3 separate regions of the Homo sapiens genome follow, and all the other regions are linked to region 2. A link is a loop called in an ENCODE intact Hi-C map of the cell type or tissue named here. Cell type or tissue: endothelial cell of umbilical vein. All regions are shown on one strand. Region 1 overlaps LOC101928570 (a long non-coding RNA gene). Region 2 has its middle 60 kb from the start of MIR10524. Region 3 overlaps LOC105377865 (a long non-coding RNA gene).

What was found. Hi-C counts contacts between places; a loop is a spot of excess contacts. Peaks named below come from ENCODE experiments on the same cell type or tissue, not always from the same donor. Only the 100,000 strongest peaks of a DNase experiment are listed, where the experiment ranks them.
Region 1: it touches region 2 in a loop (12-fold over the local background); 1 of 110 quality-filtered maps calls a loop at or near these places.
Region 3: a loop joins it to region 2, with 4 times the contacts of the local background. A loop is called at or near these places in 1 of 110 quality-filtered maps.

The regions. Positions count from the first base shown.
Region 1 is chr6:77,291,945-77,294,444 of GRCh38, forward strand. All of the region lies in intron 1 of LOC101928570 (a long non-coding RNA gene), which reads right to left. Among named protein-coding and RNA genes, the nearest start is that of HTR1B, 170 kb to the right of the region's middle. In endothelial cell of umbilical vein, no CTCF peak of the experiment used is centred here; a DNase peak (open chromatin) is centred at 1,267; H3K27ac peaks cover 2,500 bases.
Region 2 is chr6:78,597,654-78,600,153 of GRCh38, forward strand. No RefSeq gene overlaps it. Among named protein-coding and RNA genes, the nearest start is that of MIR10524, 60 kb to the left of the region's middle. In endothelial cell of umbilical vein, no CTCF peak of the experiment used is centred here; DNase peaks (open chromatin) are centred at 638 and 1,528; H3K27ac peaks cover 2,338 bases.
Region 3 is chr6:78,234,176-78,236,675 of GRCh38, forward strand. The region is part of intron 1 of LOC105377865 (a long non-coding RNA gene); the gene reads right to left. Among named protein-coding and RNA genes, the nearest start is that of MIR10524, 300 kb to the right of the region's middle. In endothelial cell of umbilical vein, no CTCF peak of the experiment used is centred here; a DNase peak (open chromatin) is centred at 1,296; H3K27ac peaks cover 1,316 bases.

The DNA.
Region 1 (2,500 bases), 1.3 Mb before region 2:
ACATAAAATCAGCAATAAAATAAGCCCATTTAATCACAATAAGGATATAATTATAAAGAAGAGTAGTGATTGAAATATGAAAATATATTTTAAAAAGAAATAAAGTTAATTAAAAAACGAGATGGAGAAAACAGTAACTGCAAAAACTCCTGGCAAATATGATTAAATAGAGTCAATCTATCCAGCTTCGTAGAACCTACATTGTAAGTGAAGTAAAATAAAATATCTAGTAAATAAGCCCTTGATTTAACTGTTCTTTGTATTCAAACCACAGCCTTTGCCCTTGGCAGGGCATGAGGTGAGACAGAAGAGCAAGTTCATTGCCTCTGTTTCTAACCAATTTTGTGTAAAGTTCACTGGACGTTATTTTACAAGTGACTGTATTGATAGATGCTTGCTTTTTAAATTCTTTCTACAGGTATTTCAGAAGGCAGTCTAACTAAGTGGAGATATAAACTCCCTGTTTCATACTCCATTTGGTTTCCAACACCTGCTCTCAGAAAAGAAGCTGATATTAACCATAGTGTTAAAAAATTTTATTCTACTCAAGGATAGCTCATGCAAAATTTGACTTCTATCAGTGGCATAAAAGGTTCAGATATAGTGAGGTTCAGGACAAGGCGGGGAGGTGTGCCTCACTCAAGGGAAATTATAATATACATGCAGACACTGGTTTATCTGGGCTAAGCCCAGAGTCACTGCCTCCTTCCCTAAAATGTGTCTCCAGGCACTCTCCACAAACTCAAAGACTATGGCCTTAAACTTGTCATGGTCTATCTCATCAGTTAAGAGTCTAATTAGTATTTGGCCTTTCTAAAGTCTATTAGGCAATTCTCTTAGAACACTCTTACACAAAGTCATTTTTGTTCTAGTTATCATCGGTTTTTGTTTCCGTTAACATCTTAGGAAGACCTTATGCTCATAACATTCCAGGAAATACTTTATGCCTCCCAGCAAAATTTGTTCTTTTATGGTTATTGAAGGACCTCTTAGCAAAGAAAATAAAGTAGATGACTAAGTGCAAAACATTCATTAAAGTGTTCTTCAAACATGTTTTGTATGAAAAAAATGATTTGGCTATAGAGAATGATTGGTATGTCAAGAATTTCATTTCAGGCAACAATTTTGTTATTAGAACAAGCTTCAGTTGTCTACACGTTGGTTTTGTTCAGAAGATGTAAAGCAAGATAAATAGAAAAGAGAACTTCGAATGCTGTTATCTGCCATGCAGGTCTTCCTTTGTAAGTACAGATAACAACAGTGCTAATATTTTTTTTCATTTCCTTGGGTGCTAAATCTCCTTCTCACTGCCCACGATGCCCTTTACACCGTAGCCACTGCTCCAGCAGCTCCAGAGACCTGAACAAATAATCAAGCCATTTGTCTCTTGGGAGGAAAAAATATACTCTTATCTTTAAACTCAGTTTCTTGCATGTCTTGCAAGGAATGACTGAAGTCTAAAGTGTTTCTTATAGTCCAGGATGCCTCAAGAATGAGTCATTTAAAATAGAGGCATTTTATCCTGCAGCCAGTTCTCTAGATAGGTGATTGCTTAAGAAACAATAGAAGGGGGAATGTTGGGAGTAGCTAAGTTCACATGTGTGCAGCAATACACTGCTGTCCCTAAGTGAAGACCCAGAGCTGGATTTCATGTGATGCTCCTGCAGCCCCACAAGATAAATGTAACTTCTGCATGCAGATTACAGTTTTACAGGCATGTATATGTATTCCATCAACAACTCTGGAATTTTCACAAGTGAAGCATTTCTTGCTCTCCTTACATAATTGCCAAGTATCATTTAAAAATACATCCCAGCATTTGAAATACAGAATTTCCATGACAGAAGAGACAGGTCATCATGGTTAAATGATATGATAAAAAGTGTCCCAATTCAAAAGTGAGAAAACCTGAATGTTAATTATAACCTTCTTAGGGTCTCCCATCTACAAAGAAGAGATAGCATCTGCACACCATGGGTGTTATAAAAATATAAGGAGTGGGTATAGGAAAGGGCACTTTGAAAAACATGGACTGTTATAAAAGCAGTGACACCCAAACTTCAGTGTGCATCAAGATTTGTTAAAACATAGATTTCTGGGTTCTAGTCCCAGGATTTCTGACTCAGTGGGTGTGGGTTAGGGCTGAAAATGTGCATTTCTAAAGTACCAGGTGATGCAGATGTTGCAGGTCTGGGTAGCACACTTTGAAAATAACTGATATAAATCAATTGCTTTCAAGCTACATTCAACAAAGCCTGAGAACCCTAGGGGGTATCTAGAGGGTCTCACATAAGGGTCAGCCAAGAAATGTTTCAATGGGCAAGGCTGGAGTCTCCTGGTTCAGCGTTTCACTCTCAGCCTGGACCCCCACGAATCTCTGCTTCAAACACAGTAGCTAGTCATGCTTTTTTTTTATATTTGCCATTATTGGGGCTATAGGTAATACTCTATTTAAAAGAAGTGTTAAAATAATGGATTTGAAAAAAGTTTATCAAAGTGA
Region 2 (2,500 bases):
CACTTATTGCTGGATTGTGGACTTCAACATGGACTTGCAGCCATATTCAGTCTTCCCGTGCCTTCCCTTCAAGTCTAGCCCTTGAGCTGCCCTCATGGAGAGTTGGGTCTACAAAGCAAGATATCACCAAGCCAGCTGAAAGTGGACGTATTAGTCCGTTTTCATGCTGCTGATAAAGGCATACCCAGGACTGGGCAATTTACAAAGGAAAGAGGTTTAATGGAAAACTCACAGTTCCTTGTGGCTGGGGAAGCCTCACAATCATGGCAGACGGCACGGAGGAGCAAGTCACATCTCACGTGGATGGCAGCAAGCAAAAAGAGAGAGCTCATGCAGGCAAACTCCCGTTTATTTAAACCATCAGATCTCGTGAGACTCATTCACTATCACGAGAACAGCACAGGAAAGACACGCCCCCATAATTCAATCACCGCCCACTGGGTTACAATTCAAGATGAGATTTAGGTGGGAACACAGAGCAAAAGCTTATCAGTGGTGTTGCAGCTGTTGAACAATCTGTTTGCCAAGGAGCTTCCTGAGAGCTTCAAAAGCAGTGGTAGTTAAGGCCTGCCTCTTGAAGATAGTCCTGATCCAGGTGTACCAACCACATAAAAAAGACAGTCCACAAAGGTCTCAGTGATTTATGCTCAGTCCCTTTCATTAATATTGCCAATCATGTAATCCATTCTTTACCCCTTGAAAAGAAGGGAGGGTAGAAGTGGGGGTAGTGTAGAAGAAATAGTGGGAGCTCTGTTCCCAGTTCTTCTGAAGGAGCTGTTCTTGTTTTGTGAGTCTAAGTGAAAACATTACGTCAAAAAGAATATAGCTTTTTCTTTGCTCTCTGCTCTGTGGAGCCAGGCAGGGTAGGAAAAGGAGATTCCAGGGAGCTAAGAATTTAAAGCCAGAGTGACTGTCAACATTCCCATAGTGAAACGCAGCTCCCCTTCACTAGTCCTAAATGGTGCCCTATAGAACCCTGGAAGACCTTCCCGGGGGCACGTCACAACCTCACTGACGCAAAATGTCCTCTTTGGGACTACCAGAAGACACCATGTAGTAACCTTTGTAGGTAGATGGCTGCTGAGTCACTATAATGAACATCTAAAATTTAACATCTTCTCCTTTTACTTTGTATTACCAATGATTTATTTTTTATTCTTTTTAAAAAGAATACAATATAACTTGGAAAAGAATTGGCTAGATACAGCTCAGTGGACTTAAAACAATGTGCTATGTTTGAACAACATCAAATTATTTTTGAAAACCTTGCCAAGTGACTTCAATAAGATGAGAACTATTAACATGAACTTTTAAAACAGCAAATTTCAAACATTTTTTAGATGTTTTCTGCACTGGATGTTGTAGAGTACTATTTAGATCCTCCCTGAAGACCAAGGCATTCTTTTCCTCAGGTGCTAAGAATCTTGCCTACTGATGACTCACAGCTGAGTCCACCTACAGGCATTTCCCTTCACTGAAAAAAGTTGTTTCCCCCAATCCTGCACAAACTATGTCCCATCCTGGAAGGCAGCCAATATCCAATGACTGATCATTGTGGAATTAACACGTCCTAACTCTCTTGCCTTAATTTGGAAAACTCTTTAAGAATCAGCTCAGCACCAGGATTTCCTGTAGGATCAATTGTTGCCATAGCATTAAAATTCAACTTCTATTTTTTGCCCATCCTCATTGCTCTTGACTGCAGTAAATCATAGTTGTAGACTAAAGAACAGGTCCAATTCTTCTTGCCTTTTCTCTTTTTTTTTTTTTTTTTTTTTTTGAGACAGAGTCTTGCTCTGTTGCCCAGGCTGGAGTGTAGTGGTGCAATCCCGGCTCACTGCAACCTCTGCCTCCCGGGTTCAAGTGATTTTTTCTCCTGCTTCAGCCTCCGGAGTAGCTGGGATTACAGGCATCTGCCACCATGCCCAGCTAATTTTTGTATTTTATTAGAGATGGGGTTTTGCCATGTTGGCCAGGCTGATCTCAAACTCCTGTTTGCCCGGGAGCTGGCATAATTTCAAGTCATCTGTGAGACATTCAAGGGGAATCTTAAGTAAATAATCTATTACTTCCTAGGACTAGGCAAGTTTGGAACAACCCTAAAACCAATAGCACTCTTCCATCTAAAGAGGAAGTTCAGGTCCTGTAACCCTTCAACACTTACTGTCAAGGCTAAGATACAGTTGGTTCTCAGTACTAGTGTAAAGGGTTTTGGAGATAAATGTTCTTGCTTCTGTGTAGACTGTCTATATTTGAGAGATTCTCTCATGTCCCTCCCTTTAGGATTGCTTGGTGCTTTTTTCCATTCTGTCTTCTCTCACGTATATGGGGCAGAAGGATGAGCAAGAGCTCTCTACAACTTGTCAGGGCAAACACTGCCACTTTTAAAAAGCCAAACAAGGATGAGAATGAGATGCAGAGAAAAGAGGACATGGAGGGAATGCCTTACGCCAATTACTCTAGGTTTTATGGTATAGTATCCGCAAGAATAATATTAAGA
Region 3 (2,500 bases), 360 kb before region 2:
AGGCAGCTGCAGAACTAACAGCATGGGCAAAAATTGCATCCCCTGGGAACCTACCTTTACTGTTTCTCCCTTTATCATATTCTCATTTTTTTTCTCTCTCTCTTGTTCCCAACCCTCTCCTATGGAACACTCTGCATCAATTTTCACGTGAGGATCACATCTGCACTGAAGTCACTAGGACAGGCAGAGGTTGCTGCAGTTGCATTGATGGCTCTCGTCCTTAATGACACTTTTTTTTTCTCATCAAGATGGAGGCATAATGATCTTGAAGCAGCAAAGGGATCAATTAAGATCCTGATCCCACTTCCCATCCTTCTATTCAGGCTGGGGTGATGGGATTTAGAGGAAGCATTGAGCATAGGAGAGATCCAGATTTTATTAGAGAAAATAAATGGAGGTCATATTCAGAGAATGGTTGAGGATTAGAGGTGTCAAAGAACTCAGCTGAAATATTCAAGAGAGAGGAGAAAACAATTATTTGAGGGAAAAAGGAAGCACATTACCAGAGTAAAGCAGGAATTAGTGGAAGGGAGAAAAGACTCCAGAGACTTTTTTTCTTGGATACTAATCAAAGGAGGATAGATGTGAGATACTGCATTTTTCTCTCACTACTAAATGATAAGATAGCGGAAGAAGGGATTTGGTATGTATTGCTAGGTTCTCGAGATAGCACTGGGAAAACTGAAAACATTCTCTAAGAACTCCTAAAGAATGTGGTCCCTAGTCTAGAGTTGTGATCTCCTTTTCACATGATTAAAGTTTTTGCTTGCATTCTACTGTTAGAGTGATTTTCCCCATAATACAAGTATTTGACACACTGGGGAGGCTGTTAGAAATAATTTAATGTAACAGCTTAATGTCCTTCTTGATTTCTGAAAGATATGTGAATATAATTATGGAATATTTTTCTTGATCCAAACAGGAAATGACCAAATAGATTGGGGTGACACCACTTAAAGAGGAAAATCTTGCAATTATTCTCCTTTATTGAGGCAAAAGCCGTTACCCACCCATCTCCTTTTCAAGGAAAATGTTGCCTAGGATTTGGGACTCCAGATACTAGAAGAGTTAGGAAGGGTATCCAATCACTATGGCCTTCACTGTTTGACTGTAAAATGAGGATGTTGGGCTGGATGATCTCAAAATACCTTGTCACCTCTAGAATCACAGTGATTCTCTGTGACCATGTGCCCCTGTATAATGAGGGCAATCATCCTAAACCTTCTTAAGAGAGAAGTTATTCTTGGCGTGAACCCGGGAGGTGGAGCTTGCAGTGAGCCAAGATTGCGCCACTGCACTCCAGCCTGGGCTACAGAGTGAGACTCCGTCTCAATAAAAACAAACAAACAAAAAAGAAAGAAGTTATTCTTAAGAGAGATGACTCATAAACTAACTGCTTCCTCACAAAACAGCTGCTGGCTAGACATTAGAAAAAAACTTTAAGTTAATTCATAGAACTTTAGAGCTAGAATAGACCAGTACTAGCCTGCAACCTGCCTCTTACAGGTGAGAATATAGTCCCAGATTGAGTTAATGACTTGCTTAAAGGAACACACTGATTAGTAGTGCAATTTAGCTTTTTGCTCATGGGCTATAGCATTTAAAACTTGCCTCTGATATACATATTCGGTGAGCTAAACTGAACTGCTTTTTAAAAAGCTTGTACACTTTTTATATAATTTCTATTTCATAGAGATTTAAATAGAAAACAAGATTTTTAATAAGGAGATTTAAAGAGGCTTCATCACAGCAGCAGTACATAACATTCAATCTCCTACAGTAGGTTTTTACCAGTTTATTTCTCATCACACACAGGAGTTCATTAGCTTGGGTGAGAAAATGACTTCTATATTCAATTAAAGCTCACTGTCCATCTCATTTTAAATGGGATTGTAATAGAAAATATTGTACCAGGTAAAACTTCAGGCCAATTCTGTGCAGATTGCAGTCAAATTGAGTATGTTTGAGGGGCCATAAAATTTATAATTAAGCTTATGAAATATAGATGGTTTCTGATAGGGATGCTTCACAACAATTGATTGCTTTATAAGCCATAATAATTTGGAATAGGAAATAGAATAACCTCATAATTAAGTATTGCTTCTTTTCAACCTGAAAGTAGTGATTAAAGGACTACTCTGATTTTATAATTCTCTGAAATATTTAGATTTGTAGGCAATGGTGAAATGCTTTTTGATGCATCTTCTGAAATATAAAGTGTACAAAGCAAAGTGTAATCACATCCAAGAAGAACAAGCTGCATCTTTTCTTTTAGAATATTTTGTGTTTGTCTCCAGTAGCATTTTAATTTTATTTTAGTCTCGTGGACTGCTCTAGCTGGGACACTGTTTGCAATGTAAGGAATTTAAGATTTTAATTTTGTTCATGACAAAAAAATGGCATTTAACTGATGGCCTTTGATAATCAGAGTAGAAAAGAGTGGCCATACTGAAAAATAAATCACTAATCACTTCATTTAGGAAAACACTCCTGAAGCAAA